Regions from separate parts of the Mus musculus genome. Here region 2 is linked to region 1. The links are chromatin loops, found by intact Hi-C in ENCODE. Cell type or tissue: heart. All regions are shown on one strand. Links, peaks and the distances in the headings refer to the core of each region. The heading gives the core; the rest is flanking DNA.

Region 1 (16,321 bases), core at 7,402-9,901:
CTATCTCAGGGGTTCAATGGGCTTGTGGCCCCAATTCTGCAGGGTGTAGTCACAGCCCATGCTTGTAGAGGGTTCTAGCAAACATTCTATGGTGGCAATGAGCTAAATTCAAATCTCAGCTCCTTGTGGGTGCTGTGTGGTGTTTCTGAAGTGAGCCTTTCTTTCTTTCTTCTTCTTCTTCTTCTTCTTCTTCTTCTTCTTCTTCTTCTTCTTCTTCTTCTTCTTCTTCTTCTTCTTCTTCTTCTTCTTCTTCTTCTTCTTCTTCTTCTTTCCCAGTTATGAAAGCCCATGGTTTCTGCATTGTACCATGCAGCCTCTCACTGGGTGGAGTAAAGTATAAAGTTAACACATGCTCGGGGAAAGCTTCAAAGCCTGTCAGGACTCTTGGTATCAAGTCACAGAAAATTAAATCCAACTAGCATAGATAAAAAGGAAATTTATATGGGGGCTGATGGCAGAATTCGTGGGCCTCAGAGCCAGGAGGACATTAGCAGAATCAGTGTAGTGCATCTTTGCTCACAAAGCAGGAAGACAAACTCAGAAGGCATTAGAACAGCTTGCCTGCTTCCACAGTCCTAACTAGTCATCTGGTTCTATTTGCTACCTAATGTATTTCTCTGGCTTAGTTCTTGTTGTTTGGCTCGCTTTGCTATAGGATCTCCTGTAGCCCAGGCTAGCCTCAAACTTGCAATCATCTTGCCTTGGCCTTCCAAAATGTCAAGATTCCAGGTCTCTGGAGTGAGACTCTGCCAGACTCGAAATGCCAGCATCAAGTGCAAATGGAGAGCTGCTTGCTTGGTGTGGCAAGTCTTTAATCCTAGCCCCCAGGAGGCAGAGGTATCTTTTCAAGCTTGAAGGCAGCCCAATCTACCTGGTGAGTTCTAGGACAGCTAGGGCTACCTAGTGAGACCCTGTCAAACAAACAAACAAACAAATCGGTTCAAATTCTATTCAGATTTCAGAATTACCCGAATCAAATCATGGTTTGTGGTTTGTGTCCCACACATGTGCATGCATTTTGCTTTTAAACAGACCTCGGAAAACACCGCACAGTACTGCATGTGTTTCACGTTTCAATGAGACATACTCCACGGGTGCTTTCTGACTATGCCTAATGAGGAGTAGGGAAAGACTGAGAGGAGCCAGTGTCTTCGCTGTCTGTGTTACTCTCACTGTGAGTGGCCCACCTTTACGGGGAAGGCACGTGAATAAAACGAACACGAGGTTCCTTGGCTGAATTTCCCAGAATACATTCTGTCCTTGGTGAGAGCAAAGCAAGCCCCGTTAGAAGAAAGTGGGGGTTCCTGGAGGCTGTCAGGCCTCCTGCTTGCTCACTCGCAGACCTGACCAAGCTTCTCTTGAGCTTGCTTACACCTTGCTGTACTCCCATGCTTCCCTGGCGCGCACCCATGAGGCGTTCCGCATACAACGCGAGAATGGAAAGGCTGACGCAGCGCTGGGCTTGCGTGGTAAATATCTCCTCTACTCACAAGCAGACTCACTGGCCCGTCACACACTGTGTATAGAACACAAGTTCAAAGGTAAACTTAAGATGGTTTTATAGGCGATGACAGCAGAACATTAAAGCCAAACACGAAACCCTTCTGAGTACAGGGCTTCTGCGGCTGCGCAAATCACAGGGCACTGAAGCCATCCCTGTTTCTAAGGCGGAGCAGGTCGAGGATGTCAAAACCCACTGTCAAGGCAGAGCCCAGCCCAGAGACCATCTGCACCAAGTGTGGGCTGGCTGGAATGCTCTCCCTCTCCAGCCTTTTCTTCTGCAGACCAGAATACTCCTTTATTCTGTAGTTTTGTATCTTTGACACAGGGTCTCACTCTGTAGTCCAGGCTGGCCTAGAACTTTCAGTGAGATCACAGCTGGCTCAGCCACTATAACTGGTCCACTCATGCATTCTTTACGAAACACATGTACCATGGGCAGCTATGAAGAGCACAGACCTCAAGCAAATGACTTGGGTTTGACTCAGTTACCCTGGGCCTTGAGCTGAGTTTTCTTATATGTAGCATAGAAATAATGACATTCTAGCATATAGAGGTGAACTCACACATGGGACACTCAGAACGGTTGTGCTCACAGTAAGCACTGCCTGTATGTATGTAACTGTAGTCATCTTACTGTTCAATCAGTCATAGTCTAGATACAGGGGACACTGTAACACAGATGGCCCCAATGTATGATGGTTCAGCTTACAGACTCTATTATAGTGAGTGTATCAGGATGTAAATTAAGGAGCTTCCAGACTCACCAGAGAGCCTTACAATGAGCTTATCAGAGTATTGCGTACACTTATTTTTGTTTATTAGGATTACTTTGTGTGTGTGTGTGTGTGTGTGTGTGTGAACATTTGTCTAGTGTACAAGAAGCCCTGAGTTTAATTTCTAAATAAAATCTAGGGATGCCACTGTCAAGATGTAGGCTTTTCAGGGAATAGTGGCCCATTTAGTACTTCAGAGACTGAGGCAGGAAGATCACTATAAGTTCAAGGCCAATCTTGTTTACACAACAGGTTCCAGCGAGCTTGGACTACACTGTGAAATCCTGTCTCAAAAAAAAAAAAACAAACAAACAAACAAACAAACAACAACAACAAAAAAAGCAAAACAAAACAAAGGAGCAAGTCTTAGTCATCTCATAAAATTATTTCAAGTATTTATCTAAAATATTTCTTCCCTCCCCATTAGCCAGTATCCCATTTTGAACACTGCTGTAAACACCTAAATACTAACTTACTCATATTGGTCCCTCTAGGCTACCCACGCAGTGATGAGTTACCAGGTCACAGGTGATACAGATGTTTGCCATTACCTAACCACGTCAACCACTTATAAATCAGTTTTGCCATTTGACGTGTTAATTCACTATGTATGGACGATCCCATGAAGCCACACGCTCACCAACATTTGGCATTGATTAATCATTCATTAACTTTTGCTAATCAGCTCATTGTGAAGAGCATTCCATCCTGTATATTTGCATTTCCCTGATTATTACATTGGCATATATTTTAATATATTACCAAGCCATCTGTGCCTCATGGTGGGTGAAAACGCTACTGATTTCTTTTGAATATTTTTAATAGTGTTGCCTTTTCTTACTGATATATAATCCGCACATTAACTATCATTTATATTATATATATATTAACTATGCATTTCTCTAGCTTTAGAAGCCTTTAGATAGCAGAAGTTACAACTTCTAATGTAAGTGAATGCATCCATCCTTTCCTTTATGCTATGTCTCCTCGTGTCTTGTTTTAAAAACTGTGGAAGAGCTCTGCATGGCAGACATGGGATCTGGGCTTCAATTTAACACTGAAAACACAAGAAACAACACCCAACCTTCCCCAGAACAATGGTGTTACTCCCCTGGGCACATTTCTAAGAATTGTCATAACATTACTGTTCTTATGTGACTCTTTACCCAACTTTGTTAGGCAGGTGTGAAATCTAATATTGTTTTTCTTTAGGTTACTTAATTGTCCCACATATTGAAAATCTACCTTTTCACCTTAAGCTAAAATGGCTGTATTGAAATAAAATTAAGTGTGTATCATTTGGGCCTGTCCCACTGGGTGATTGCCTACACTGTTGTTAACAGTTTGTCATGATTAGTACATTATGGTCATTTTAAAATACTTTTCATTTTTTAAAGATTTCCTTTTGGCACATGCCTTTAATCCCAGCAGTCAGGAGGCAGAGGCAGGTGGACTTCTATGAGTTCACGGCCAGCATGCTCTACAAGAATTCCAGGACAGCCAGGACTACACAGAGAAACCCTGTCTTGAAAAAGCAAACAAACAAGCCAAAAGATTTATTTTTACTTTTTAATTATGTGTGTCTTGGCAGAGAGGTATGAATGTACCCATGAGTGCAGGTGTCTAGGGAGGCCAGAAAAGGATGTTGGAGTCTCTGGAGCTGGAATTATAGGTGGTTGTCAGCCACCCCATGTGAGTGCTTAGAACTGAATGCAGGTCCTTTGCAAGAGCTGCATATACTTTTAACAAGCCCTTTAGTACTTAATAAAAATATTTATTTTCAGAGAATGGTGTGGATGTTGGGTCCAGTTCTACCTCCCAGTCCCATGCTACCAGAAATAAGACTCAGACTTAAAATATACTTACAAAGACCCTGGTCATATAGCTAGGCCCTTCTCTGACTAGATCATAACTATAATAACCCATTTATTTTAACCAACATTCTGCCATGTGGCTGGCTACATGTGCTCAGGTACCATGTGTCCATCTTCTCACATCTTCCTGGGTCAATCTCCTGCCTGACTGTAACATGTTTTTGTTTGTTTGATGTTTTGTTTAAGAGTAGATTCAAAAATCTACCCCTATTTGTCCAATTTGTTATAATATTTCTCTATCCTCACCCCATTTCTTTTCAACTTCCTACCTTACGTAGAAAGAAAGAGAAAAGAAAAAGAAATCCCTGATTCTAACCTCCCTATTTTGTCTTCTCTCTGTTCAGGACTATAATTATTTCTAATTACCCCCTAAAATGATAACATATAACTCATAAAATGACTAAAATTGTTCACCTCAACTTAAGGGCTTGGGACGACGGTCTTCTGATAATTGCTTCCTGCTGAACTGGGTGAAGAATTCCTGTTTGGGGGCTCAAGAAAATTAGAAAAAAATTTAAGAAAGCAAGCTGTAGCACTTGTTGTCTAGTTTCTGTGTTGGGAAAGTTTGGGGCTTAACTGAAGTCTGGATTGGAACGGTCTGAAAGGCTGGGTGAGCTGAGGTCATCCGGGATTCGCAGTCCTTCTTGAAGCTGATCTAGAAGAAAGTCTCTAGGAACAGCATCAGCCTGAGGCAGGACCAAGCAGGGATCTGAAATCTCAGCATCCCCAAGGGTGACTCCTGTCAGGGCTGCTCTCCTGGTCCTTTATTTTGCAATATACAAAGCTGAGTTTTATAAAGACATTGGTATGGGATGCGCAGGAAACACAGATCAATCAAGGATGATTTCCTGATCTTTGTTTGAGCAGGTAAAAGACAACTGTATTTCTTTAGAAGTCAGTTTGATCACATAATCAAACTGCACTATAATTCTCCATTCATGCCCGATGAAAGAATGGTGTTTAGTAATAAGTTGCAAGAACTTTGTAGCCAACAAGATTTATTGGCCAAATGTAGACATTTAAGTCTCAGCCAGTCCCATAGCTGTCTCCATCGACAGAGATCAGTGTGAACATCACCTATTTTGTTTATCTTGTCAATCTCCCTCTTCTTGTCCATAGATAACCTCTTCAGGAGGGCCTCTCTTTGTCATGTCTGATTTTTATCAATTTGGAAGGAACTCACAGCTTTTCTTTTCCTGTGGAAATACAGGCATAACCTCTCCCTCAGTGTAACATATTCCATGTTTTCCATTCTGAGGTTAGGACATCTTTAAAATAAACAGCCTGCTTTAGTTTGAGAGGCCAGATCTTTTGTATTTAGACTCTATCTTAGAGAACCTGACCTAAGTTAACTAACAGGCCAGTACTTTGCACCAGTTTCCAGGTTAACCCCTAACAAACCTGTATCTAGCACCAGTTACCAGGTTATCCCCCAACAAAACCTGTGTCTAGCACCACTTTCCCGGTTATTCCCCAACAAATCTGCACCTCCAGGTTACAAGCCTCCCCCTGGCACTTCACTTCCTAACAACCACCAATCAGGAAAAAAGCAGAAGTTTATGGCTTGGTTCCCAGAACCAGCCAATCATGTTAAAGGACATAATGGCCCCCAATCAGATGTGTACCAGGTTAGATACCCCCTTCTTGCCTCTGTAAATGCTTGTCTGAAACTGGGCTCGGCCCCCTCCCATTCTCCTGCATCAAAGATGGTGGTGTGGCCCAAGCTCGAGCTTAAATAAAGAGACCATAATGAGATTACATCGGAATCGGCTCCTTGGTGGTCTTTTGGGGGTTCATGAACATTTCCTGGCACAGGTTCAGCAGTTTTTTCTGCAATCCAATGCCTTTCTGCAGCCATAGGTTTTTTTGCTTACTAACATTCAAAAGAAATTTAAGGTTGATAAAGCACTATGCAATCTACCTGTGGGGGTCTTTGTTACCCCTTTTAGCTTGTTAAGCACCTCTTTTAAGGTATAATTAGATCTCTCCACAATTGCTTGTCCTGTAAGATTGTGTGGTATACCCGTAACATGTTTTATATCATAATATGTAAAACATTGCTTCATCTTATTAGAGACATATGCTGGAGCATTGTCAGTCTTAATTTGTATGGGTAGTCTCATAATGGCCATAACTTCTAACGAATGCATAGTTACAGAGTCTGCCTTTTCAGAAGCTAAGGCAGTTGCCCACTGAAATCCTGAATGTCTATAGTATGGGGTTTATATTTTAGTTCGCCAAACTCCGTAAAATGAAACATATCCACTTGCCAGATTTCATTTCTTTGGGTACAATTAGGGTTACTTCTTGTAGGTAATGGGGTTTGGTTATATAAAGAACAAGTAGGACATTCCCTCACAATTTCCATGGCTTGTTGTCAAGTGATAGATAATTCTTTCTTTAAACCTTTGCTGTTAACATGGTGTGTGTGTGTGTGTGTGTGTGTGTGTGTGTGCTTTATAAAATTCTGAAGTCTCTAGTACACTTCCTATCCATAGCTGCTCAATCTCACTATTACCTTGTGCCAGAGGGCCTGGCAGAACTGTATGGGCTCTGATGTGTGTTATATACAATGGATGCTTCTTAATTTCTGATCACTGTAGCTGAATAAACAATGCCAACCATTCAGAATCATTCTGATTAAGTTCAGCAGTCTCTATATACAAAGAACTTTTTTATTGTGTAGAACAGCCTGGTCTAGAATTCACAGAGATCTGCCCATCTCTGTCTCCCGTGTCTGCTGTTATTTAGCGCAGATGTTGTGCGGTGCCTGGCCACACCCCTGACCCTTTGTTTACAGGGAATGGTGTCTTGGCCTTCTGTCCAATTCTGGCTGCAGCAGCAAACTTAATGTTGCATTTCTGCACGCCATGAGTATTGAGCGTTAATTCCCTTAGGACAGGACAGGGTCAACCTGCTGTGCCAAGCTTGGGAGAACCTGAAGTGGCTTATCCTATAGCTGTGGTTTCCAGGAATTCTCCCCAGGTATTGCCGTTTGTGGCTGCATCCGCTGCATGCAACCTAGAGCTGGTTTCTCGCACTCTACCTGGCACTGCAGTGTTTTGCCCTTGGGAGAAGCTCCAACGTCTACTTTCTGTTTTTAAATTTAGTAGGGGCCTCTTTAAAAAGCCTCCTTCTGTACTCTCTCTGCGGGTTCCTGCTTCTTGGCTAAGAACTTTCTTTCCCAGCTATTCGTCTTGTGTTGTTCGGGGAAGCTTTGGCTTCGGTCTGTTCTTGTTCTTTATTTTTTTTGGTTTTTAGAGGCCAGATCTCTTGTCCGGCTAGCCTGACTATTTCCTGCTTTTTACCTGGGTCTTTTTAGGCTGTAAGCTTAGGTTCTAACTACCCCGTGTTGGGCAACATTTTGTTGATGGTCGGTCCGGTTCTACCTCTCATTCCCATGTCCCCAGAAATAAGACTCAGACTCAAAATATATTTACAAATACCATGGCCATTTAGCTAGGCTCTTCTCTGATTAGATATAACTTAAAATATCCCATTTATTCTAGCTTGTATTCTGCCACATGGCTGATTACCTGTGTACCCATCTTGTCACATCTTCCCAGAGAATCTCCTGCCTGGTGTTAGCATTCTGTCTAAACTCCACCCCAACAGTTACCTGGCAACAGCCAGGTATGCTCCTCCCCACAGTTACCAGGCAACAGCCAGGTAGGCCTGGCCCACTATAAAAGGGGCTGCTTGCCCCCTCCTCTCTCCCTTACTCTTGCTTCCCTCTTGCTTCTCTCTTGCCATCTTGGGCTTTTCCCTTCCCCCTCCCTTCCTCCTCTCTCCACGTGCTCATGGCCGGCCTCTACTTCTCTACTCTCTTCCTCTCTCTGCCTTTCTCTGCCTCTTCTACCCTCTTAACTCCCCTCCCCATGCCCTGAATAAACTGTATTCTATACTACACTGTCTTTGTCGTGGTGTGGCTGGGGGGGGGTGCCTCAGCATGGGCCCCCTGAGACACCCCCTTACCTCACACCTCACCACCCCCCATAGAACATATCTTAATATTATTTTATCTTTTTATAATCACAACACCTGGTTATCTCAGAATCCTTCTCCCAGATGTCCCACTTCTATTTCCTGCCTAAACCACAGGCCTTTTATGACAGGTGATGCATTCATACAATACCCAAGACAGTCTCTCTAGAGGATAGAAAGACAACTCAGGGGTTAGGAGCCCTGGCTACTCATCCCGAGGGACTGTATTAATTCCTGGCACCTACATGGTGGCTCACAACTGTAACTCCAGTTCCAGGGGCTCTGAAACTCTTTGGGGGCTTCCATGGGCACAAGGCATGTTTGTGTTGCACAGAAATTCCTGCAGGAGAAACACCCATACAGGGACTGGAGAGATGGTTCAGTGGTTATGAGAACTCAGTGCCTTTCCAGAAGACCCAGGTTTAATTCCTAAAGGTTCACAATTCTCTGTAGCTCCAGTTCCAGAGGATCTGGTGCCCTCTTTTGGTCTCCATAGGCACAAAGCATTCATGTGGTACACAGATATTCATGTAGGCAAAATACCTGTACACATACAAATAAATAGATTTTTAAAATTTAAACACATTTATTATTATTATTACTACTATCATTATTAATTTTTTAATATTCCAAGACAGGATTTTTCTGTGTAGTCCTGGCTGTCCTGGAACTCACTCTATAGACCAGTCTGGCTTCAAAATCAGAGATCTGCCTGCTTCTGCCTTCTGCAAGCTGGGATTAAAGCCACACACCGCCACGCTCAGCTTAATAATTATTTTATTTTTTAAAGATTGATTTTATTTTTAATTATGTGTATGGGTGTGGTGGTTTGAATGAGAACGGCTCCTGTAGGCTCATAGTGTGAATGTTTGGCCCCCAGTTTGTGGTGCTGCCCGGTGTGTGGGTGCTGGGAATAGAACTCAGATGATCTGCAAGAGCAGTTCACACACCTAGATATGGAGGCAGCCCATTTTTGACAGTTTTTAAGGCTCGTTTCCTCCTATGTTTGTTGTTGTCTCTGCTTCCTCCTCCTTTGTACTGACCTTCAATAAACATTTGGGGGGGCGTGTTTTAGGGGAAAAAAGGAGACTTCATGCCACACTGGGTGTAGCCAGAGCATAGGAAACCTCAAAGCCCACCCCCTCCATGATGCATTTCTTCCAACAAGATCACACCTACACCAACAAGGCCGCACCTACTAATAGGACCAAGCATTCAAACACATGAGTCTCCATCTTAGGGAGAAAATTGTCCATACCATGATTTTAATTGTAATTGCATGTAATTTATTTATCAGTTTGCATAATTAACAATTGTCTTTTTAAATGAAGGTTTATTTCCTTTAATCAGTTTAAAAATTATGTTTTCATTATTACTCTTTGTGTGTGGGGCTAGAGGACAACTTTGTGGAGTCAGTTCTCCCCTTCCACCTTTGCCTCTTCCCACTTTAGATTCACTTAAGCTCTCAATGATGATTGAGACATGATAAAAATCTGCTATTGGGTAACTGGAGAAATGACTCCCTTCTTAAGAGCACTGTCTGCTCTTCCAGAAGATCCAGGCTCAAGTCCCAGCACCCACATGGCAGCTCACAACTATCTGTCACTCCAGTCTCAGCCAACATCCTCTTCTGACCTCTGGGGGTACTAGGTGGTTTATCACACAGGACGTATATCACACAGGGTACTCATACATTTGCAGACAAAACACCCATATACATAAAATAAATAAGTTAAAAAATTTTAAATTAACTAGGAAACATTGTGTGCAAGTTATTGGCTAAAGGGACAATCTGTGCTGGTGGGGCAGAAGAAAGCTTCCTTACAGAAAAAGGCAGATGGCACTGAAGGCAGTCATAGCTCAAGAAGTGGGAATGGGGAGCTGGAAAAATGGCTCAGCGGTTAAGAGCACTGACTGCTCTTCCGAAGGTCCTGAGTTTGAATCCCAGCAACCACATGGTGGCTCACAACCACCCCTAACAAGATCTGACACCCTCTTCTGGAGTGTCTGAAGACAGCTACAGTGTACTTACATATAATAAATAAATCTTTGAGGAAGAAGAAGAAGAAGAAGAAGAAGAAGAAGAAGAAGAAGAAGAAGAAGAAGAAGAAGAAGAGGAGGAGGAGGAGGAGGAGGAGGAGGAGGAGGAGGAGGAGGAGGAGGAAGAGGAGGAGGAGGAGGAGGAGGAGGAGGAAAGAGGGAATGGTGTGGTGGTTTGAATAGACATGGCCCCCATAGACTCACGTGTCCAGATGCTTGGCCCCTAGGAAGTACCACTATTAGGAGGGGTGGCCTTGTTGGCATAGGTGTGATCTTGTTGGAAGAAATGCATCATGGAGCGGGTAGGCTTTGAGGTCTCCTATGCTCAAGCTACACCCAGTGTGGCACAAAGTCTCCTGCTGCCCATGGATCAAGATGTAGAACTCTCAGCTCTTTCTCCAACACCATGTCTGACTGCACACTGCCATGATGATAATGGACTAACCCTCTGAAACTGTAAGCCAGCTCCCAATTAAGTGTTTTCCTTTATAAGAGTTGCTGTGGTCATGGTGTCTTTTCACAGAAATAAAACCTAACTAAGACACATGGCCTTTCAACATATGCGAAGATGCCTGGCTTCATTCAAAATAAGAGAAATGGTTTGAAATTAGAGTTGGCTACACCCTAGCACATTCTACCTGTGACTTTGTGATGAAATGTGTGTGTCATTGCTGGAGAGATAGTAAACCCTCTCTGAGCTGCAATTTGACAATTTCTATAAAAGTTTCAAATCATCTCATCCTTAGTAGAACATCCTATTTCTAGAGTTACCTTAACTCTTTCTTTCTTGGATAGCGTTTCACTCTATGGTTCTGGGTGAGTAGACTAGGCTAGCCTTGAACCCACAGCCTTGTATTGGCCGCTGCCTTCTGTGCCTGACTCTTGTTTTGTTTCGTTTTGTTTTGTTTTTTTTGAGACAGGGTTTCTCTGTGTAGCCTTGGCTGTCCTGGAACTCACTTTGTAGACCAGGCTGGCCTGGAACTCAGAGAGCCGCCTGCCTCTGCCTCCCAAGTGCTGGGATTAAAGGTGTGCGCCACCATGCCCGGCTGTGCTTGGCTCTTGATACTAACTTGGAGAGGCAGGAAATGTCACAAGCAGAAGGCCAGTTCCCTCTAGCCTTTTAGAGGGAGAAAGCACCCATGCTCACAAAGTGGGATTGGTTAAATAGTCAAGCAAAGAAATGGTAGAAAAACCTAGAACAGTGATCTTTATACTTCCATATACAGGAAAAGAGAGTCTCCAGAAAGAAACACTAAGAAACGCTAAGAAAGGGGAACATAGGGATAAATGTTTGTGTTACCAATGTTTACAAGAGGCCTGGAAAGTTCCAGAAGAAAGCAATGTTTACTAGACTAGGAAAGCATGGATCAGAGCCATGGGGAATGCTTGTGGAAACAAATTTCCAGCTGTCCCTTTACTGCCTGTGACCCAGCGGGTGGGAGTGGGATCCTTCGAGTGCACATTTGATTATGTCCCCAGGGGTATTCTGTGGCACAGGGACGGCTAGGACCCTAAAAGTTGAGCCCACTGCATGGTACTCTGTAGTAATGTTGGGAGCTCCAGGGTCTGGTTGCCATCAGAGGAGAGCACAAGAGACGTAGCACCCCACCCAATTGGCCGCAGCCTAGTTCTGTGATCTCTCACAGCAGACCTCAGACTCTACGCCTGTGCAGTGGAGATGTACACCTGTCTTCAGGCTGCCCGTAGGTCACAGCTCTGTGGTGACGTGATACACACCACACAGCACATGGTAGTTATTGCGTGGATTTTCGGGGTGGTTATTGTATCAGATGTTTTCATGCTTCTCCTTTGGTTTATTAAGCAATCGATGTAAACATTTAGAAGTCATGGATTGGTGGCCGACAACCCTTGTTTTCATTGGCATTCTGAGAAATTTGTACAAACCTAACTTAGTTGCTAAGATTTAAAAGTGGGGGTCTTACATAAACACCTGGGGTTGTGGCTTCATTGGAAACATCTGTATTGTTGCAGTCAGCTCCACCTGCTGCCTTTTGCCCAGGCTCCCGGACCCCTTCTAGTTCGGGTCTTCAGTTGGAAAGGTGCCTTTACCCAGTTCATCTCACCTCACCCTTTGCCCTGAGGCAGTCGCTAACATCCTTTGGGATGATCATGTGACTTAGGCTGGGTGCAGATAATAACAACAGCAGTCACATGCACCGGTCATATTCCAGGGACTTTGCAGGCTTTAATTAATTTAATCTCAACAATAATTTTACTAGAAAATTTCACTATTCCTTTTTCACGGTTGAGAAAATTGAGGAACAGAGAAAGACAGTTTGTTCAGCCAGAAAATTCAAGATAAGGAGCTGGAGTGTAGCTTGGTGGGATAATGTGTGGTTAGCACACACAAGACCATGGGGTTCAGTCCTTAGCAGAAATAGAGGGACGTGGGAAATCACAATAGGTGCAAGCCTCATGACCCTCATCCACACTGTTTCTGTCATTTTCAGTAGAGTGTTAGCTCTCTTATTTCTTTTATGTCAAATCTTGTGTTTGTTTGTTTTGGTTTTGGTTGGGTTTTTTGTTTGTTTTTGAGTTAGGGTTTCTCTGTGTAACCCTAGCTGTCTTAGAACTTGATTTGTAGACCAGGCTGGCCTTGAACTTAGAAATCTGCTTACCTCTGCCTATGCCCCTACCCCTGCCCCTGCCCCTGCCCCTGCCCCTGCCCCTGCCCCTGCCCCTGCCCCTGCCCCTGCCCCTGCCCCTGCCCCTGCCTCTGCTTCCAAGGAGTGGTGGGATTAAAGGTGTGAGTGCCCACCACCTGGCAAACTGTCTCATTTTTTAACAAAACAAGTTAAAACAATTGAGAATGGGCAGCTCAGGCCACTGCAGCTTCTTAGTAATAGCTGTAGAAAAGAACCACTGTGGAGCAGTGTTTCTCAAGTTTTGGATCACTACCCCCAGGGGTCATATATCAGATATCCTGAATATCAAATGTTCACATTACAAATAATGGCAAAATTACAGCTATGAAGTAGTAACAAAATGATTTTATAGTTGAGGGTCACCTGTGTGGGATACAGCCCCTATTCTACTCCTTGATGACTGTGTGGCCTTGGGAGTGTTGCAAAACCCATTAATTGTGACACTCGTGAAGAGACAGTGGCCACTCTGATACCTGTTAAGCTTGCACACAATGCCTGCTATTGCCGTTACCCATCAGGGACAAGTGCAAGCCTCTCTAGGATGAAGAAGGTGATGCCAGCCCTGACAAGAACCCATTTGAAATCTGCTTAATGATTAAAGGGAACCTAGCCTGTATGTATCATGTCCCTAGTGAGCTTCCAGGGCTGCAAATGAAGGGATCACTCTCACCAGAGAGATTTCAAAACTAGTGATTATAGAGCAAGGATAAAGCTGAGGGCTGTGTGTGTGTGTGTGTGTGTGTGTGTGAGAGAGAGAGAGAGAGAGAGAGAGAGAGAGAGAGAGCATGAGAAGGCTCCAGCTTCTGATTGGTCCCTGCTGCACTCCCTACTTTGCAGGCAGTGCCTGGCAGGTAGCATCAGTGTAAGGAATGTTGAGATAATCTACAGCAGAGGCTGTTGCAATCTGTCGGGAGCTGCAGCATCTATTAATAAGTCAGAAAGTGGTGACATATTTATTATGGGGTCTAGGATGGTCCTAGTTCAATTCAAGCAGGTAAGAAAGGCTGGAGGCTGGAGGCTGGAGGGATACCTTCATAGTTACTAGCACTTGCTATTGTGGATGACCCAGGCTGGTTTTCCAACACCCATGTGGTGACTCAAAACTGCCTATCACTCCAGTTCCAAAGGCTCCAGTGACCTCCTCTGGCCTCTGTGGACACTCCCTGCTCATGGTGCACAGAAACACAAATAGACAAAATTACCCATACACATAAAAATAAGTAAATAAATCTTTTTAAGAATCCAAGGGCTAGGGGGCTAAAGAGATGGCTCGGCGCTTAAGAACACTGGCTTCACTTCTAGAGGTCCTGGGTTCAATTCCCAGCACCCACATGGCAGCTCACAACAGTCTGTATCTCCAGTTCCAGCGGGTCTGACACCCTCGCACCAATACACATAAAATAAAATTAAATAAATAATTTTTTAAAAAAAATCAAGGGCTGGGGATGTAGCTCAGTTAGTGGAGTGCTCACCTGTTGATGCAGAAAGCCCTGCATTTGATTTCTGGCACCACATAAACCAAGTTTAGGAATACATACTTGTGCCCCCCAGCACTTGAGAGGTACAAGCAGGAAGTCAGGGTTCAAGGGCATCCTTGCTGTAGCTCAACTTTGAGGCCATCCTGGGCTACTTGACACCCTGTCTCAAAACAAAACAAAAACAAAAACAAAAGAAAACCAACCAACCAACAACAAGAACAAAATCTTCACATACAGAACTTGTAAGTCTGACTCACTTACAAGGAAGAACTTTTTTCCTTGGAAATAACCAGCCATCTTCTGTCATCTATGTGATACTCATAGAAGAGAATACTGAAAACCAGATGAGGCCAGCTTGGAATACTTATTATCTCATTATCAGGTCATATTTCAGTCTGGAAACAGGGCCATGGTACACACTGGAGACTCCCGAAGATTTTATAGTAAGAACCCAAGACAAATTTCAAATTGCAAGGATCCCCTTCATAAATAGTCCCACTTTTCCGGGACAGGCTCACCGGGATCCAGCAAAGATACTGAAGTTTAAGGTGCTTGCATTGTGATTTCCCCCAGCTGGCACAGGGCAGCGGTGTGTGTCTGTGGTCCTAGTACTGGGAGACTGAGCAGAGAGGCTCACTGTGGCCAAGGTGTTTGAGACTAGCCTGATTTACAAAGTTGGATCTCAAAAAATAAAAGGAAATAAATTTAAGCAATAAAAATGTTCACTCACTCACCGTTTTCTTCCCCATGCTCCTGGAGATTAGGTAAAAAAAATTGCTGCCTATCTTCCAGAGACAGCTGAGAATAATTAACCTACAAAAAAAAATTTTTTTTAAAATTTTATGTGTATGAGTGTTTAGCCTGCATGTATGTCTCTGTACCACGTGTGTGCTTGGTGCCTGTGAGGCCCAGAAGAGGGTGCCAAATTATCCAGAACTGGAGTTAGAGATGTTTGCAAACTATCATGTGGGTGCTGGGAATTGAACCCTGCAAGAACAGCCAGGGCTCTTAAACAATGAAAAATCTCTCTAGTCCCAGCAGTAAAGAATTGTAAAAAGTTAAACATCTGGGCTTATCAGAAGACAAGAATGTTACACAATATTGTTCTATTTTTCTTCTTAATATAGTTCATTAATTTCATTTTAGGTTTTGGGGTTTTGGTTTGGTTTGGTACTGGGAATTGAACCTAGTGCCTTCTTCATGTGAAGCAACTGCTCTACTCCCGACCTGTCTTCCCAACCCCAGCCCATTGTTTTAAATTGGCAAATCAAATGATATATATTTATTCAGGGACGCTCGGTCTTGTTCTTAATTACTACTCACTGCCATTGTCAATGATCCCTGTAGCTGTTTTCCATAACAGAGATGTAATATTCCATTTCAGTGAGGACCTTGTGTTGACTAGTCTTATGTCAACTTGACACAAGCTATAGTCATCTGAGAGGAGGGACCTTCAAGGAGCAAACACCTCCACAAGATCCAGCTATATGCAGGCAAGTCTGTAGGGCATTTAAAATTAGTGACTGATGGGGGGAGGACCCATCCCATTGTGAGTGGGCCACCCCCGGACCGCTGGTCCTGGGTTCTATAAGAAAGCAGGCTGAGCAAGCCATGGGAAGCAAGCCAGTAAGCAGCACCCTTCCATGGCCTCCGCATCAGCTTCTGCCTTCATGTCCTGCCTGATTTGGGTCCCTGTCTTGGCTTCCCTCAATGGACTGTGATTCAGACACGTAAGCCAAAGAAGTCCTTTTCTTCTCAACTTGCTTTTGGTCATGGTATTGCGTCACATCAACAGAAACCCTAATTAAGACACAGATTTGGGCTGGTGAGATGGCTCAGTGGGTAAGAGCACCCGACTGCTCTTCCGAAGGTCAGGAGTTCAAATCCCAGCAACCACATGGTGGCTCACAACCATCCGTAACGAGATCTGACTCCCTCTTCTGGAGTGTCTAGGACAGCTACAGTGTACTTTAAATAAATAAATAAATCTTAAAAAAAAAAAG
Region 2 (16,321 bases), core at 9,208-11,707, 79 kb before region 1:
CAAAAGATTCTAGAAATAGGATCTAGGAATCCTAGAAATGTCAAATGTTATTGGTGTTGAAATATATTCACACACAAATGTCATTTCTATGTCAGACAGGGAAATACTTAGCAGGAAAGCCAGTGCAGAGCCATTGTATTTCCTTTGAGCATTAATTGTCGGAAAAGAAGCTGTTAGCAGGCCAGGGATAGAACTTGCAAGTGCTGCAGTGTGACAAGCCGAGCATCAGTTGTCTGCTGGCTGGGTCCATGATGGTGAGTCCCTTTGCTGGCCTCACCACAGCCTGCTCCTGTGGTGTGATGGCTGCAGGGTTCTCCCCAACTTCTGCAGCGTCTGGCTTCTTCATTTCTCTCGTTCACTTCCCTGGTATTTGATGAGCAGCTACAACATAGAAGGCACTAAGGTACAGTGCAAGCCCTGGAGGTGAGCTTCAGTACAGTCAGGGAGACATTCGGAGAGAATGGTTACAGACCGTGGAGTGCTATGCAGCAGATGAGCAGGGTGCCGTGACAGAGGGCTTGCAGTTAGACACACCTGAGAAGAGGTCGTTTATAAACTGAGAACAGAAGGCTAAGAAGGGTAGAACTCAGTTAAGGGATGTTGAGTTAAAGGTGGCCTGTTCTAAAGCTGGCAAGGTGGGTCAACGTGAGTAGACCACAGTGGGTCGGATGGACAGGCCCACCATGAGAGCAGAAGGGACCCAGGAGCTTCGAGTAGTAGGGCTGGTTCATCCAGCAGCCGCTGGGAGCTGAAGACAGGGCTTCCAGTGTTTGTCGCTCACCACCGCTGTCCAGCTTGCCACCGTGGCAGAGAAAGAAAAAGGGTGAAGTGTTCTTAATGCTTTTGGTCCTGTTTCTTTGTTAAAGCCACTTGTGCTCACTTCAGCCGCACAAATACTAAGTTGGAATGATGCGGAGATGTTTAGCATGGCCTGTGCAAGGCTGACAGTCAAGTTTGAGAAGTGTTCCATGTTTTTAAAATCTATAAATCTATTTTGTACTTTTTATTCTCTTGGATACTTATAATCAAAACTTTTACTAGGATGTTGAATAAATTTAATCTCATTAGAACAGAGAACAAGAAAAGTCAGGTGTCCCACCCAACTTCAAAACCCCCACATGTACCTGGAGAGGGTAGAGGTGGGGTGTCTGTGATCAGGTGATGACCCCCCAAGCAGGGACTGAACACGGGGCAGTGTCATGGTTTTAGCTTCCACCTTCACAGCTGTGAGATGATAGACTGAGCAAGGCGGCTATCAGAGGGCAAAGGGATGGTGGTCTCTCCCAAGGAGTCTGTCAGTCATGGAGACAGGTTGGGGGAAGTAGACAGAGGCAGAGCTAGCTGGCAGAGCCTGGCCTCCTGACACAGGTGAGCTGACTGCAGGGACTAGCTACTTGCAGGGTGGGCCCACTCTGGCCTACATCAAGACCTGAACAGGGGGATTTGAAACACCTCTTGAACTTAAGTCTGGGGTGCCTAAGAAGTCCCAGGTTAGAAGTATTGGAGAAGGTGTCCAGTTGACAAGATAAGCTCAGAGCTAAGCTATTTGGAGTCATCCATTTGGACTTTGTGTACTCAGGGCTTGAATTTAAAGCCCCAGGAATGGATGGTATTACTTAGAGTTGGGGAATAGGGTTTGGGTTAGCCTTGGGTAAACCAGACGTGAGGTAGATGGAAAACTTCAGAAGAGCACAGCCAAAACTGGGAAGGGTCCATGAGGCTAAGCAGTTTGATGTCCCACAGAATTGGCAACGTGGAAATCATTGGACCAAAACAAAACCAGCTCAGTGGCAGAGTAGAGATGGAGGCTGGACTGGGATTGGCTTCGTAAAATTCAGTGACATAAATGAGAATTGTGTTTGATCGTAGTGTGCCTGGTTCCCAAGAACTCACTCTGTGCAGGAATATCATTTGGTACACTGAAGTTCAAGCCAGTTACTATTGGGCTTGCTCTTCTCCGTGTCCACCCTGGCCACTCAGTCCTTGTCCCCATGCACTTAGAAACTCAAGATCTATCCTTTCAGGGAGTTGTTCCCATTTCTCACACAACATTCCTTCATGGGTGTATGTTTCTGTCTTCCTCCAGAGAGTTCATTAGGAGCAAAACCTACTTCCCATGCATCTAGTGTGAGTCCCTCTTCCCCAGGCTTGACTGTCATTGACTGAATGAGTGGAAGAAAGGAGAGAAGGGGAGGGGAGGGGGGAGGGGAGAGAAGGGGAGGGGGAAGGAGAGAGGAGGGGGGAGAAGGGGAGAGGAGGGGGGAGAAGGGGAGAGGAGGGGGGAAGGGGAGAGGAGGGGAGAGATGGGGAAGAGGAAGAGAAGAGAGGAGAGGAGAAGAGAAGAGAATGGAAGTTCTCCTTCTCCAACACTTTCAACAGAAGGGCATGTCTGAGGATGGAAACCTAATCACAGAATTGGAGTCTGTTAAATAGACCACCTGCTGCCCTAAGGATGAAAGGAAACATTAGGACTTCAATTAGGAATTCTCCCTCAGCCTGACTTGTCCTGATGTTCTTTCTATGAGAACATTCAAAATGGGAGCCTGAAGTAAGTGGTGAGAAAGATCAGTTCATCCATGCTCTTGAAGGAAGTGGAGTGGCCGCGGCGTTGCTGATGGGTTAGGCATGAGCTTTGCCGTTTTCTTCAGAGGAGTTCACATAGATTCCTGCCATCTTCCTGGAGAAGCAGAGGAATGGTGGAAAGCCCGGGTGGGAGGCAGAGGGAGGCAGGGGGAGGAAGGGGGATGAGACAGGGGGAGGAAGGGGGGGCAGGGAGAGGAAGGGGGAGAAGGCAGGGGGAGGCAGGGGGGCCTCTGGGATCAGTACCTGACCAGGCCAGTTCTGCCTCCTGCAAGCCAAGGTAGCATAAAGCACTCAAGCTGCACTGGCCTCTGGATTCTTTCTTTACAAAGGGAACCAGGTCATATTTACATTTAGACTGTAAATATCTCGAATGTTCTGGAACATTTGTTTTTTAAAGGCCATTAAAAAGCAAACAAACAAACAAACTTCAAACTAGGGTTTCAAGTAGTCGTGGGCCACCAGATGTGAGTGTTGGGTCCTGAACTCAGGTCCTCTGCAAGAGCAGTATGAACTCTTAACCAGTGGACCACCTCATCAGCCCCAATAACTTGAATTTGTTTCTTGAAGTAATGAAGATTAGACAGTAACAGTTAAAAGCTTTGTCTGTTTGTTTGAGACAGTCTCCCTGTAGCCCAGGCTGGCTCTAACTCACTGTGTAGCTAGGGATGACCTCCTAATCTCCTGCCTCAGCCCACAGCCCACAGTCCACAACTCCGCAGCCAGGATATAAACAGGCAGGCACCACCACAGCCAGTCTAAGATTCCTTGTAGGCTGTGAGGTACTTTATTTGCTCCCATCCCCTACCCTACTCCAGGGCCCTCTTTGTAGCCTTGGCTGTCCTGGAACTTGATTTGTAGACTAGGCTGGCCTTGAACTGAGAGAGATCCACCTGCCTCTGCCTCCTGAGTGCTGGGATTAAAGCTGCCATGCCCAGCTATGAAACACTTTGTAAAAGAACAGTTATGTAAGTATTCTGGTTTCCCCTGTATATGTCACCTTAAGGAAATAGATCAGGAACTTAAAGCCTGTAGCTAACAGCTCTTCCCTTCTGAGAGTTGCAGCAATTTTAGACAACAAAACATTTAGAGGAGCCTGGTATTGTGGAAAACTTAGGGGTGTATCAGGTGGTTTTGTCCTCACCTTGAGCTAATCATAAGTGAAGATACGGGTTTTTCCCCACCTTCTATAAGAAGGGAGAGGAGATCTCGAGTGGTTGAGAGCCCTTGTTCTTACAGAGGATCTAAGTCTGCTCCCCTGCACCCACATGGTAGCTTGCAGCTGCCTATAACTCCAGCTCCAAAGGATCTGTACTGCACACATGTGGCATTCGTCTGCACAGGCACACACTTGAATAAAGACAATAAAAATAAACCTTTTTAAGTTGAGAGGCTGGAGAGATGGCTCAGCCATTAAGAGTACTTATTGCTCTTGTAGAGGGTTTGATTCCCAGCGCCCCACAGTGACTCTGTAACTCCAGTCCCAGGGGATTCAATACTCGGCTTCTGGTCTCTGCAGGCACCAGGCACACGTGATACAAATACATACGTGCAGGCGAACACACACAGGTAAACTTTGTTTTTGTTAGGTTGGAGCTGCAGTTAAGAGCACCTGCTGCTTTGCCATAGCACCTAAGTCTAGATCTCAGAACCCACGCTGGGTGGCTTCCAGTTCCTGGGGATCCAGCGAGGCCCCTGGCACACAGCTAGTAAATCCTGAAGTGAGTGTGCCTGCTTTGTGTAGGAGGGTTAGCAGTTGTAGCTGTGAAAGGCCAAGTGCACGTTAATGCTCAGTAGATCATTTCTGAGGTTATTTGAGAAAGTTATATATATATATATATATATATATATATATATATATATATATATATATATATACATATACATATATATGAAGAAATAATTGGTGTGGAATATTCTGAGACCTTGCTGAGTTTGGATAACCAGTTCTGTTCAGGACTGAGGGCAGTTTGCTTTTAATCAACTATATATATTCTTATGTGTCTTCAAGAACCAACTATTTTTTTTAAAGCTTATTTTTATTTTTAATTATATTTATGTGTCTGTGTATCTAATATGCAGGTGCCCCTAGAAGCCCCTAAAGTGTGTTGGATCCCCTGGAGCTGGAGTTATAGACAGTTGTGAACTGCCTAACATGGGTGCTGAGAACTGAACCCTGATTCTCTGTAGGAATAGTAGATGCTTTTAACCACTGACAGTCCCTCTATCCCCTCTATCCCCTCCAGACAGGGGCTCTCTATGTAGTCCTAGGTGGCCTGGAACTCTGTAGGTAGGCCCAGCTGGCCTTAAACTCACAGGGATCCACCTGCCTCTGCCTCCTAAGTGCTGAGATTAAAGTCATGCATCACCATGCCCAGCTAAGAACCATTTCAATTTAATTGCCTCTAACTAAGCAGTAACTAAATGAACAAATAGAGAATCATTTAGTATGACATTCAAAGACTTGGATTTTGCCAAATGTTGCAGTTCTAGCTGCCCTAGGCAACGGCTGCTTTCTGAACACAACAGAGTCCATAAATATTATTTACCAAAGAAGAAATCAGCCAGGTTGTACCTCTATGTAAATTACTCCATGGGTTGGACCCACACTGGTAAGAATTAGGGATTTATAGTAAAGGGCTAAAGAGGGGCCTGAAAGATTTACAGGCCATCAGGAACCACAGCCAAGTCTGGCTAAATTTTAGTTTTTCTCAATAGAGAGTTACAAAACCTTCTGGAAGGGTCCGATTTTGGATGTGTCTGGAGACTGCTGCAACAAACAGCTCTTTAATTCTTGGTAAGAACAGAGAATATTGGGCTAGATTTCTGGCCCTTGAGAAGTGTGGAATCCGATTCCACTTGGCTGGATGTTTTATCTGGTAGGGGATTCGAGCCAGACTTCTTGAAGAAGTGTAGCCTGGCGGTAGGATGCTTTCCTAGTGTGTGCGAGGCCTGGGCTGGAGAGATGCCTCAGTGGTTTAGATCATGGGCCGCTGAGTTTGATTCCCAGCACAAACGTGAGGTGGATCACAATTGTCTGAGATTCCAGTCCCTGGGGGATCCCGTGTCTCCTGTTCCTTGCTTACCTGCATTCATGTGTAAATACACCCACACACACATACAAGTAATTAAAATTTAATCTTTAAAGAAAATAAGGTTGCATAAGTTACAGACAAACAGTAAGTACTAATTTTATAATCAACTACCCACTATTAACCTTTTTTTTCACTTGCAAGTTATTTTACAATTCACTTATTAGAATATGGCGCCTTCTGTAGTGTGAAAGACACAGGGCTGTCCAATACTAGGTACTTAGGGTGGGAATAAATGGACACAAAGAAACTACATGAATGGTTGGCTTAGGCAGCTCAAAGAAGCCTTAGGTGTGATGAGATGATAGCCAAAGGCCTGTGACTCCAGCTCACACATGTGAGCAAAGGAGAAAGAGATCAGGGAGGGTTCGAGTTTGCTTTGTGATTACACATTGGAAATCAATTGAGGACCAGAGAGATGGCTCCATGGTTAAGAGCACTGGCTGTTCTTCCAGAGGACCCGGGTTCAATTCCCAACACCCACATGGTGGTTCATAACCATCCATAACTCCCATTACAGGGGATCTGACACCCTGGACACCAGGTGCATGCATCGTGCACACACACACACACACACACACACACACACAAACACACATACAGGCAGGCCAGAAACTCATAGATTAATAAATACATCTTTAAAAAAAAAAAGAAGAAGAGTCATTTGAACTTGGCAATAAAAACTGATAGTGATCAGAATAGAGGCACTGGGCTGGCGAGATGGCTCAGCGGGTAAGAGCACTGACTGCTCTTCCGAAGGTCCTGAGTTCAAATCCCAGCAACCACATGGTGGCTCACAACCATCCGTAATGAGATCTGATGCCCTCTTCTGGTGCATTTGAAGACAGCTACAGTGTACTTACATATAATAAATAAATAAATCTTAAAAAAAAAAAAAAGAATAGAGGCACCAACCACAGATGTGTGTTATCCCTGAAGATGATGTGAGACAGACATTAGTGATAGGCGAGTGGTCATCTGAACAGAGACCACAACATCCCACTGATGGCCAGTTCTGAGGACTTCTCCCTTTAAAATATTTCTTCTGTAAGCCAGAAAGAAGACTTGTTCCTCTTGTTTATACTTATACTTGGACTTGTTCATAACTTTGGAAGAAGTGGACTCTTCAAAAGCTTTCAAGTTTTCAGTGTGTAAGCAGCCTCGGGTGTACCGTCTGACTGGTCCTCCTGGGACCATTGAATGGCTGCTGCACATGAGAATCTCACTGGGCTGAACCTGAAGACCCACATTCCAATTCTGCCTCCAACTGTGGTTTTCTCATCATTCTCTGCTTCCTTGATGAGTTTTGTCTTTGTGTGTGTTCATGTGCACGTGTGCACATGTCTTTGGAGACCAGAGGTCCTCACTAGGTATCTTTCTCAGTTGCTCTCCACCTTGGGTTTTGTTTTTGTTTTGGGGGGTTTTTTGTTTTGTTTCGTTTTGTTTTTGAGACAGGGATTTTCTGTGTAGCCCTGGCTGTCCTGAAACTCACACTGTAGACCAGTCTGGACTCGAACTTAGAAATCTGTCTGCCTCTGCCTCCCAAGTGCTGGGATTAAAGGCATGTGCCACCACTGCCTGGCTCCACCTTAGTTTTTGATACAGGGTCCCTCAAGCTTACTGATTTGGCTAGACTGGCTGGCCAGTGAGCTCTCAGGGTTGGCCTGTTTATGCCTCCACAATACTAGGGTACTTTGCAGACGTGCTGCCATGTCTGGCTTTTCTATGGGTGCTGGTTATCCAAACTTCAGGTTGTCAGGCTTGGATGGCAAACATTTTAAAAATTGGTCCATGTTTCCACCCTTTTTACCCTAGTTTTTGGGAGCCTAGAATTCACCAATTAAGCTAGACTAACTGCCAGCAAGCCCCATAGATCCTGTCTCTACCCAACACCTCCCATTTCTGAGACTATAGGTACACACCATTAAGCTTTATTTTTTAGATATGGGTGCTGGGAATTGAACTCAGGTCTTCCTGTAAGCACTTTACCGACTGAGCCATCTCTGCAGTCCCAAGTCTTGGCCTCTGTCAAAAGCCTTCAGTCAGATGTGAGAGTTCCGGGCCTATAAGCTTTCTTACTTGAGAAGTAGTAGGCAAACAGATCAAAAGCTCAAGATATGGGCAACTTGATGAGGTCCTGTCTCAAAATTTAAATAAATAAACAAATAATAGAGGGCTGAGGATGGGGCTTAGCAGGCGATCGTTTGCCTGGTATGCATAGTGACCTGAGTTCAATCCCCAGTACTAATGATAAAACAGCAGCAACAAGAAAACCTTTAGAGAGGCCCCGCTGACCCAAACAGCACTCTGTCTGATCAAGCTCCTGTCGGCCACTCAGCACTCAGGACTCTGCTCGTGGATGAGGAAAGGTCTTGAGTCCTGAGCTCAAGGGAGGAGGAATTCGCTTCTTCTCTGACGGTAAAGAATGATAAATAGCGTGCTGTTCCTTTTCTCTCCTTTTCAGTATCAACTCCCCACACCCACTCCAGCAAGCCTTCTTGTCCTTCAGCCTTAGCTCCATGTCCCACAGGCTCTGTCTTCCCTCTGTCTTTGTGTTGCTTCCTTCTCTTTTTAGCTGGAAGGCACTTGGCCTGGCAGTACAGGAGGTCCTTATCTCTCGACACTTGTCATCTTCAAGAGAGACCTTAGTGTATAAGTGTGTTACTGGTCTGTTAATTCAGGCATGGGGCGCTAGAGTGTGAGTGTAGGGAGCCAGGACAAACTCCAGTGTGAGCCCTCCCTCACCTTGTGCTTGCTGAGACAGCTTTGGGGATTCTGTCTACTTCCATCTCCTTGTCAGAGTGCTCTAGAGTTACAGACATATGAGCTGCAGTGTGTGGCTTTTACATGGGTTCTGGGGACCTGAACTCAGGGTATTAGGCTTGTGCAGCACGTGTTACCTGGTGAGCCATCTCTCCACCCCCACCCCACCCCTTTTAGAGACAGAACTTCACTGTATAGTCCAGCGGCCTCAAACTTGCTGTCTTCCTGCCCAAGCCACCTAAATGCTAGGATAACAGGCATGCCCCTTGATATTAGTCTGTGTTTCTATTGGACATCTCTTGGAGTTCAGTCAGGTCTGGATAACAGTCTTATAAAAGCAGCTGTCTTTTTTTTTTTTTTTTTTTTTTTTTTTGGACTTACTGTGAGACCAGAGCTGTGCAGAGAAGACCTGGAATTTTTCTGTTTAATGTAGACAGTTTTTAATGCATTTCCCTTTGGGCCCAGGTCTACTTGACCCCATACACTGTAGTGATCTTAGACTGAACAGATGCTGACTCTGAGAAGCAGCATGAAGGAGCCGAAGTGCACAGGTAGTCAGCTGGGTACCCATCCCTTCTGAAGGCCGGAGGGTCACCTCCGTTTCCTCCTGAGACACTCACAATCCCTCCAGGCTGTAATGTAGCTGGTGCCTTCAGCACCACACAGACACAGTACGTGTGTGGGCACTGGCTTGGCAGAGCTAGTTTTGATGGTAGCAGAAGTGAGTGTGTAGTGTTCTAAGTGCCTAGCCCTAAAACACCCTGACCCTTCCAGGTGTATTCTACCGTACCTCCCCCACAGGGCTGGCCAGGATGTTTAAGGACAGTGCCTGGCACTTCGTTGGCACTCAGCATGTGCTGATTTTTCTTGTTCTAGAAGATTTTTGGTTCATGGGTAAACCAGCCAATAGAATCCAGTTCTTTTAGCTCCACTTGAATCTAGGCTCTGTCCAGAAAACACAAGATGCATCTCTGTTGGGCCCTGTCCAATCTTGTGAATCATACCAACTTTCAAGTTTGAGCTCAGAGAAGATTGGAATTTGAGGCCAAAGAAGGCAAAATATTTCCCTTTCCCATTCGTGTTAAGTTCTTCAGTGATGGGTAATGGAAACAGATGGCTGTGGGTTCAAACACAGGCTCTATCCCTACCTACCTGCCTGTTTGCATCACAGACGACTTTTGCAATGGGTAGATGGGCCAGAACCCCAGCTCCGAATGATGATGTTAGTTACGCAGCCAAGCACAGGCCACATCCTTACTTATTAGATGGGGAAATAATCTTCCTTTGCAGGGCTGTAAGGACTAGAGACTAATGCATGGAGATATAAACTGACTGCCTGGCAGCACAGGAGGGAAAGGTCTGCAGCCACTTTAACCAGAGCCCTTTAGGGTCTCGGCAGTTTAGGTGGCCAAGTGGTTCCACATTTGATTTATTATCTTTATCCCTCTCCGAGAGCCAAGTAGGTCCTGCCCAAAGGCCACAGCACGTAGAAGACAGGTTTGTTTCACAGCAGAGGTGCCAAGTAGCACCCAAACCCAGTCTCACCCGCCTTTCCACCACGAAGCCCTTGGCGCCAAACAGTGTTGCTTCAGCTGCTAGTACTTAATGTGCCTGTGCTTGGAACCATTTTCAGCTCCTGGGAGCAATATGGAGTGCTCCCTGCTCAGTCCCTTGCTTTCTCCGCGACTAGAACCTGTGTGCTTGAAGACTCCGGTCCAGTTTAACTCTCCTTCAAGGTTCACCAAGTTGTGGGCCCAGGGCCAGTGGAGTGAGGGTGGATGGTGGGGAGGAGAAGGAGGAATTTTGACAGGAAGGGGTCCAGAAGGGTCTTGGCTGACGCAGCATTAGCCATGCTCCGGACCCTAGGGTGGGAGAGGGAACAGGGAAGGTACTTGTGCCCGGGAAGGTTGCAAACTCCTTGAGGAAGAAGCTGAGCGCGGAGGAACTGGAAGGAAGGAGCCCTCTCGGTTCTCCTCAGGTGCGGGGGGCCTGCCTGGGTGCGGTCCCAGCCCGCAGGCTGGCAGGCGGAGGTGGTGCGCTGGAGGCACCCGGTGTTGGGGGCGTGGTGCTGCGGCCGGCCGGGGCGGCGGCGCGAGCTCCCGGGAAGTGGGCCCCCCGCCAAGCCCGGCGCCGTGGGCTCGGCCCTCCCTCTCGGCGCCCAGCGGGACCCTGCGCCTGTGTCGGGAGAGGCCGGCGTCCGGCAGATGCACGCGGGGCGGGGGCCGGGGGAGAGGCGGGGAGAGAGAACCCACAACAAAACTTGGCTCGCTGCGCCCACGGCTCGACTTGAATGACAGGAGCCGGCGCCCGCGGAGCGCAGCGGACACCCGCGAGCCTGTTCCGCCCACGGCGCGGCGCGCAGCGGCAGGTAGGACGCGGGCAGCCGGTGAGCCGAGGGACCACGGGCCACCGGCTGCGCCCGGGCAGCTCTCTCTGACATCCCGCCGTGCTCCCACTGCCACAGCCGCGATAGGGGAGGATCGCCGTATCCCACCCTGTCGGGCGGACCCCGCGCAAGGGGCACGGTTAGGCACACCTCCATATGGGGTGGCGGCCCCCCTGCGGGATCCGGAGCAAGGGGCAGGGGACCCTTTTTTTACTCGATATTCAGTCCCTGCCTTCGGGCTCCTCCCGCTGCGCACATCTGGAAAGAATCTGCGAGCGGATGGGGAGGGGAGGTGGAGGCACACGGGCGGGTGACAGGGACTGTGGGGGCAGGTGGAACTGGGAAGGGGCCTGAACCTCTGCACCGAGAACTGGGACCCAGGGCATCCTGCGTCTTTTCACGTCAGTTTGTCGGGGGCTTCACCGAGTCCAACACCGACCTCTTTACATACAGAAACAAGCACAGAAAGGCAGATATCAGTCCCCAGGGAGCCAGGGCAGGTGAGGCGCACAGTCAAGCAGCGGAACTTGGTTTCGGCAGTTTAGGTGCAGTCTAACTAACACAGGGCACTGCACTCCGACCATTCCGTCTAGGCAGCTGCTTCCAGCGGAACACAGAAAGGGACAGGGCAAGGAGCACGGTCGTCCCCAGGTTGTGTGGGTCTCAGAACCACTATCAGCCTGGTGCAGGGTGGGGGTTGGGGTGGACCGGGATGGGTGAGTTGGAATAGCTGACCTGCAGTCAGGTGGAAGAAGGGGGTGGGGTCGGCTTGGGATTCCAGTGCTGGGGCCCCGGGTTGGGAGGCAGCTGCTGCTGAAGAAGGCGTGCAGGGAGGGCTGTCGCCCAGGCTAGGATGCAGGTGTGCAAGAGGTGGCAGGAGGATGAGCATTAGCAGCCTGCATGTCTGCTGGGGGAGGTGCAACCGCGCTCTGCCTGGCACGAAGAGGCACCTGGTCTGCTGGGCAGACCCCTGGGTAGGCCTTTCCTTCTCCACCTCTCCCTTTTGCCCTGGAAAAGCCCAAATGACCAGATCCCGGGCTCACAGGGCGAACACCACTGGGAAGGGCCCGGGCTGCTCTGGAAAAAGTCATCAATGACTGGTCTGGGGCTTCTGCCCCCTTCCGTACACTCTCGGAGCCCTTGGCCCAGTCTTCGGTGTGTAAGGTAAGAAGTGTCAGATGTCAGAGTCAATGACCTGTGCACCATGAGAGCTACTCTTTGTCCCTTCCGTCTGAATCCTGGGTAGGAGGTGGCACCTGTAGGCTTGTTGGAGCCATACAAAGAGTGTTGATCATGACTTATTGGAACCCTGACGACCCTCTATCACTAACGTCCTGCCATGGTGGTTGATGCCCTCGGCAAGCTGTGCTTTCACAGCCAATTTCTATTCCCCGTTTACATGCTTCAACACACCTGCCTCTTTCCTGCCACTACTCCACACCTTGTCCATGGTTTCCACCCGCTTTGTTCACTTGGGGGAACTCCTACTCAGCCTTCAAGAGCAGCTTGGGGCTATGAGCAGAAGATAACCATTAGTCCTAGTCTTAACTTTAATTGATTAATTAATTAATCTATTTATTTATTTACTTATTGTGTGTGTGTGTGTTCATATGTGCACGCCACACAGCGTGTGTGGGAGTCAGAGGACAACTTGCCAGAATTGGTTGTCTCCTGCTCCTCCGTGGGTCCTGGGATTGAACTTCTGGTTATCAGGCTTGGAGGCAGGCCACTAACCATGACTGGCTGGGCCATCGTGCCCTTGCTTTCCTCCTTTTTAATTGTGTGTTTGTGTGTGCAGGTGCTGGCAAGGGCCAGTGGCATCAGATCCCCCAGAGCTGGGGTTACAGGTGGTTGTGAGTCATCCCAGAGAGTGCTGGGCTCAGTCTTCTGTGAGCAGAGCACTGCTCTTAACAGGTGGGCCATCTCTCCTGTTCCTGACACACACATACACTCTCTCTCTCTCTCTCTCTCTCTCTCTCTCTCTCTCTCAACACAGTTATAAAACAGTTACATTATAAAACAAAAAACAAATTATTTGTACAGGACATGGAGGCGCATGCCTTTAATCGCAGTGCAGCAGGGAATCTGAACAGATGATATTGTAGGCCTTTCTCCTCTGCCTTTCACAAATTCGTTCCACTCCTGGAATCAGGGGAGGCTCAGCCTACCCTTAAAGGACAGAGCCAAGACCTCTGGGCCGAGGGCTCTTGAGGAGTCTGAGATTTCTGAGGTGGGCAGCAGTAGGGACCATTTGCCCTCGAGTTTCCAGCTTGCAAATTAGGAGCATAGTTTATGCCTAGTCCTGAGCCTTCTATTGCTCCATCAAGCTAGAGCCCAGAAGAGAGTCGGAGCTCGGTGAGTGTTCACTGCACTGAGTGCAGGAGGTAGTGCTGGGGTCTGAGCATCTGCTCCAAGCCTCATCCATTCTTCCTTTCTTGCTCTGGAATCCAAGCTTTCCATCCGAGCACCAGCACTGTTCCCTCTTTGTCCCTTGCACAGTCTTGCCCACAGTCCTCTTCATGTCAGCAGCTCCTTATCTTCCAGAAACAAGGTCCATACTCCATGGGTAACTTGTTCTGGACCTGTGGCCATTGTGCCTGCTTGTGTTGTTCCCAGTTCCCACATGCCACAGTCTGGTGAGCTCTGTGGAGTTTTCCACATAGACTCTTTGGTCCCCGGGCCTTCCTAAACACACCCTGGTGCACTGCGATTAAAGGCATGCGCCTCCATGTCCTGTACAAATAATTTGGTTTTTGTCTTATAATGTAAGATAGGTAAACTTAATTTGGTTTAATCCAACATATTAAGTGTTAGGAATTCTACATCATTAGTATTAATGAGGCATTTTACATTATTTTCTGCAGTGCCTTTAAAATCCACACACACTGTGTGTTCTTTAAAGCATGCCTTAATGTGAACTAGCCATACCTTAAAGGCTCTATAGCCTCATGTTGACGTGCGGACAGGGGATCACAAACCTCTTAGCCAGGAGCCTGCCCCAGGTTTCCCTGTAGGACTTGGTGTCCTTGACCCCCAGGAAAGGAGCATGGGGTGGGATGATGCAGAAGCCCTGGAGCTCAGCTTGGCTCCTTAACAGTGGGCCACTGCTAGCTGGTCTCTAAGCGTGATGAAGACATTTTCAGTCCGGTTCAGAACATTGATCTAAATTATATATCTGTACAGATAAGCTTGTGGACTTTTATGGAGACAAGCCAAAGGTGAGAGAAGAAAGCCAGCCTGTCCAGTGAGTACCTTGTGTTTGTGAGGTCCAGCTCCTTCCTGCCTCCATTCCCTGGCCTCCTGCTCTGAGGGAATTTGAGGCCCACTCCCCCCCCCCACCCCCACCCCTACCTCTCCTTGGCTGGTCTGGTTAGAAGACTGTGGAATCAGCTATGGGGGAGGGGAAGATAATGATGTGTAGAGGGGTGGCGGGGGTGGAGGGCAGTGTCACTCGCTGATCTCTACTGGGCTCCCTGGTTCTCTGCTGGACTAGCAGGCTGGGGTTCAAGTCTGCTTAGGCCACATGGACTGTATGTAGAGTTAAAGGACCAGACTGTTACCTTCTTCTTTCCTATCCTTCCCTTGGGATATCTCATCCTCCTAGGGGCCTCTTTATGCTGGCACCTGAGTCCAGTGGGTAGTGGTTATGGTATCACCTACCTGCTCCAGAGGGCAGGGATGTGATCTGCCCTGCCTGTATGTCCAGGACCCAGAGCTGGGTCCAAGACAGGGCATCTGAGAAAGTGAGAGCACAAAGTGGTGTCTGAATGGTGCAGCAGCAGGACTCACAAGTGAGCTGGTGGACTATAGCATCTTCTGGGAGCAAATGGCTTGGGAGAAGCCAGGCCGAGAAGTCTAAGTGGGTCTAGACATGGGATGGTTGAAGAGGGATGCTAGAGTGGGTAATGAAGTGGTTGGGAGGCAGATCATTGCTGTTGAAAGCAGAGTGGGTGATTCTCAACCTGGGGGTCATGACTCCTTCGGGGATCAAATGACCCCATTCACAAGGGTTGTGTGTCAGATATTGACACTACAATTCACATCAGTAGAAAAATTACAGGAAGTAGCAATGAAAATAATTTTATGGCTGGGGGGGGCTGTCACCACAACATGAGGAAAGGCCTGGAGGAAGGGGTTCTCCCTTACTATCCTGTGGAATGTGTTAGGAGAGAGAGTTGGAAGAGTGTCACGCCCAAGCCTTGGGGCCCTACGTGGACGCTAAAACATAGGAACACACCTGCTAGGAGATGGACAAAGGTCTGCCACAGAAGCTGTCAGAGCAACAGCAGTCTAGGTCCTGCCTCAGCTTCCTTCTTGTGAAATAAGGGTACAGACTCCTCAGGACCCAGGCTAGTGAGAGTTACGGAAGGTTTTGCAGCCCTGACTAAGGATGGGGCTTCACAATATTTCTATCACCACATGGGATAGTCCTGATAAGACAGGGTGGCTGTCATCAAGGTCTAAGTGCCAACTGTCTCATGACCTATCGTGACTGCCTGTATACATGCCCAGTGCATTGCTGGGCACTGCGGTGGGCTGAGCTACTCTTCCCATAGGCACCATGGCTGGCAGCAGGGGCCTGCCACTCCTACTGCTGGTGCTTCAGCTCTTCCTGGGCCCTGTGCTGCCTGTGAGGGCACCTGTGTTTGGCCGAAGTGACACCCCCACCCTGAGCCCCGAGGAGAATGAATTTGTGGAGGAAGAGAATCAGCCAGTGCTGGTTCTGAGCTCCGAGGAGCCAGAGCCTGGCCCAGCCACTGTCGACTGTCCCCGAGATTGTGCCTGTTCCCAGGAAGGTGTAGTGGACTGTGGTGGCATTGACCTGCGTGAGTTTCCAGGCGACCTGCCCGAGCACACCAACCATCTCTCCTTGCAGGTGAGGCTAATGCTATCCAGCAGCTCTCCCCAACCGTATATGGTTATATAGCTCGCTTCTTATTCAGAACCTCCAATTTCTGCCGTTTCTCACTAGCCCCAGATTCGGGGTAAGAGGGGAGATCAGACTCATGGAGTCCTGATCCCATCTTTGGGGTACCTGTGATGTCCTGATTACAGAATCCTGAGATATAGCCTGCTGGTTTGTGGAAGAGTCTGGGCTGCCACAAAAAATTTTAGAGTAAATATGTCTCCCCTGGGCACATAGAGAGGGTGCTGCTAATACCATTACAGGACTAGGAAAGCCAAATCAAGGGGATTCAGCTCCTGGAGGCAGTGGGCTCAGAGCAGACCCTGAGAGTGCTGGCCCCTCCTGAGGCCCATGGGTGGATGAATAGGTGGGTGGATCCTGGTGTATCCAGGGCAGCTCTAGTAGGAGGAACTGCTACTCCAGAGATCAAGAGAAGGTGGGAGATCTGCTTGTAGCCACTCAGGGGGGCGGGGCTTGGTAAGCAGTGGGCCAATGAGAGGAAAGGACAAATTGAAGGCAGTTCTTATTAGGCTCCTTTGCCCACCCAGTCACATATAGACTGTCTCAGTACCTGCTGTGGGGGCCTCTGGTTCT

Evidence for each region. A loop is a pair of places that touch in the nucleus more often than their neighbours do. Peaks named below come from ENCODE experiments on the same cell type or tissue, not always from the same donor. Only the 100,000 strongest peaks of a DNase experiment are listed, where the experiment ranks them.
Region 2: it touches region 1 in a loop (2.1-fold over the local background); 2 of 42 quality-filtered maps call a loop at or near these places.

The regions. Positions count from the first base shown.
Region 1 is chr4:107,945,337-107,961,657 of GRCm38, reverse strand. It overlaps 4930407G08Rik (RIKEN cDNA 4930407G08 gene), which reads right to left and starts at 7,726. Exons shown (of 3, transcript NR_131071.1): 1 at 7,687-7,726; 2 at 4,565-4,642; 3 at 937-1,516. Gm40221 (a long non-coding RNA gene) reads right to left here. Exons shown (of 3, transcript XR_867994.1): 3 at 14,284-15,131. In heart, for the core only: a CTCF peak has its summit at 8,628 (motif pointing left); no DNase peak of the experiment used is centred there.
Region 2 is chr4:108,026,352-108,042,672 of GRCm38, reverse strand. Podn (podocan) reads left to right here and starts at 10,719. Exons shown (of 13, transcript NM_172874.4): 1 at 10,719-10,803; 2 at 12,620-12,735; 3 at 14,005-14,065; 4 at 15,378-15,697. The coding sequence starts at 15,383. It overlaps Gm23354 (a small nuclear RNA gene), which reads left to right and starts at 873; the gene lies at 873-976. In heart, for the core only: no CTCF peak of the experiment used is centred there; DNase peaks (open chromatin) are centred at 10,032, 10,672 and 11,552; H3K4me3 peaks cover 1,658 bases; H3K27ac peaks cover 1,358 bases; H3K27me3 peaks cover 2,500 bases.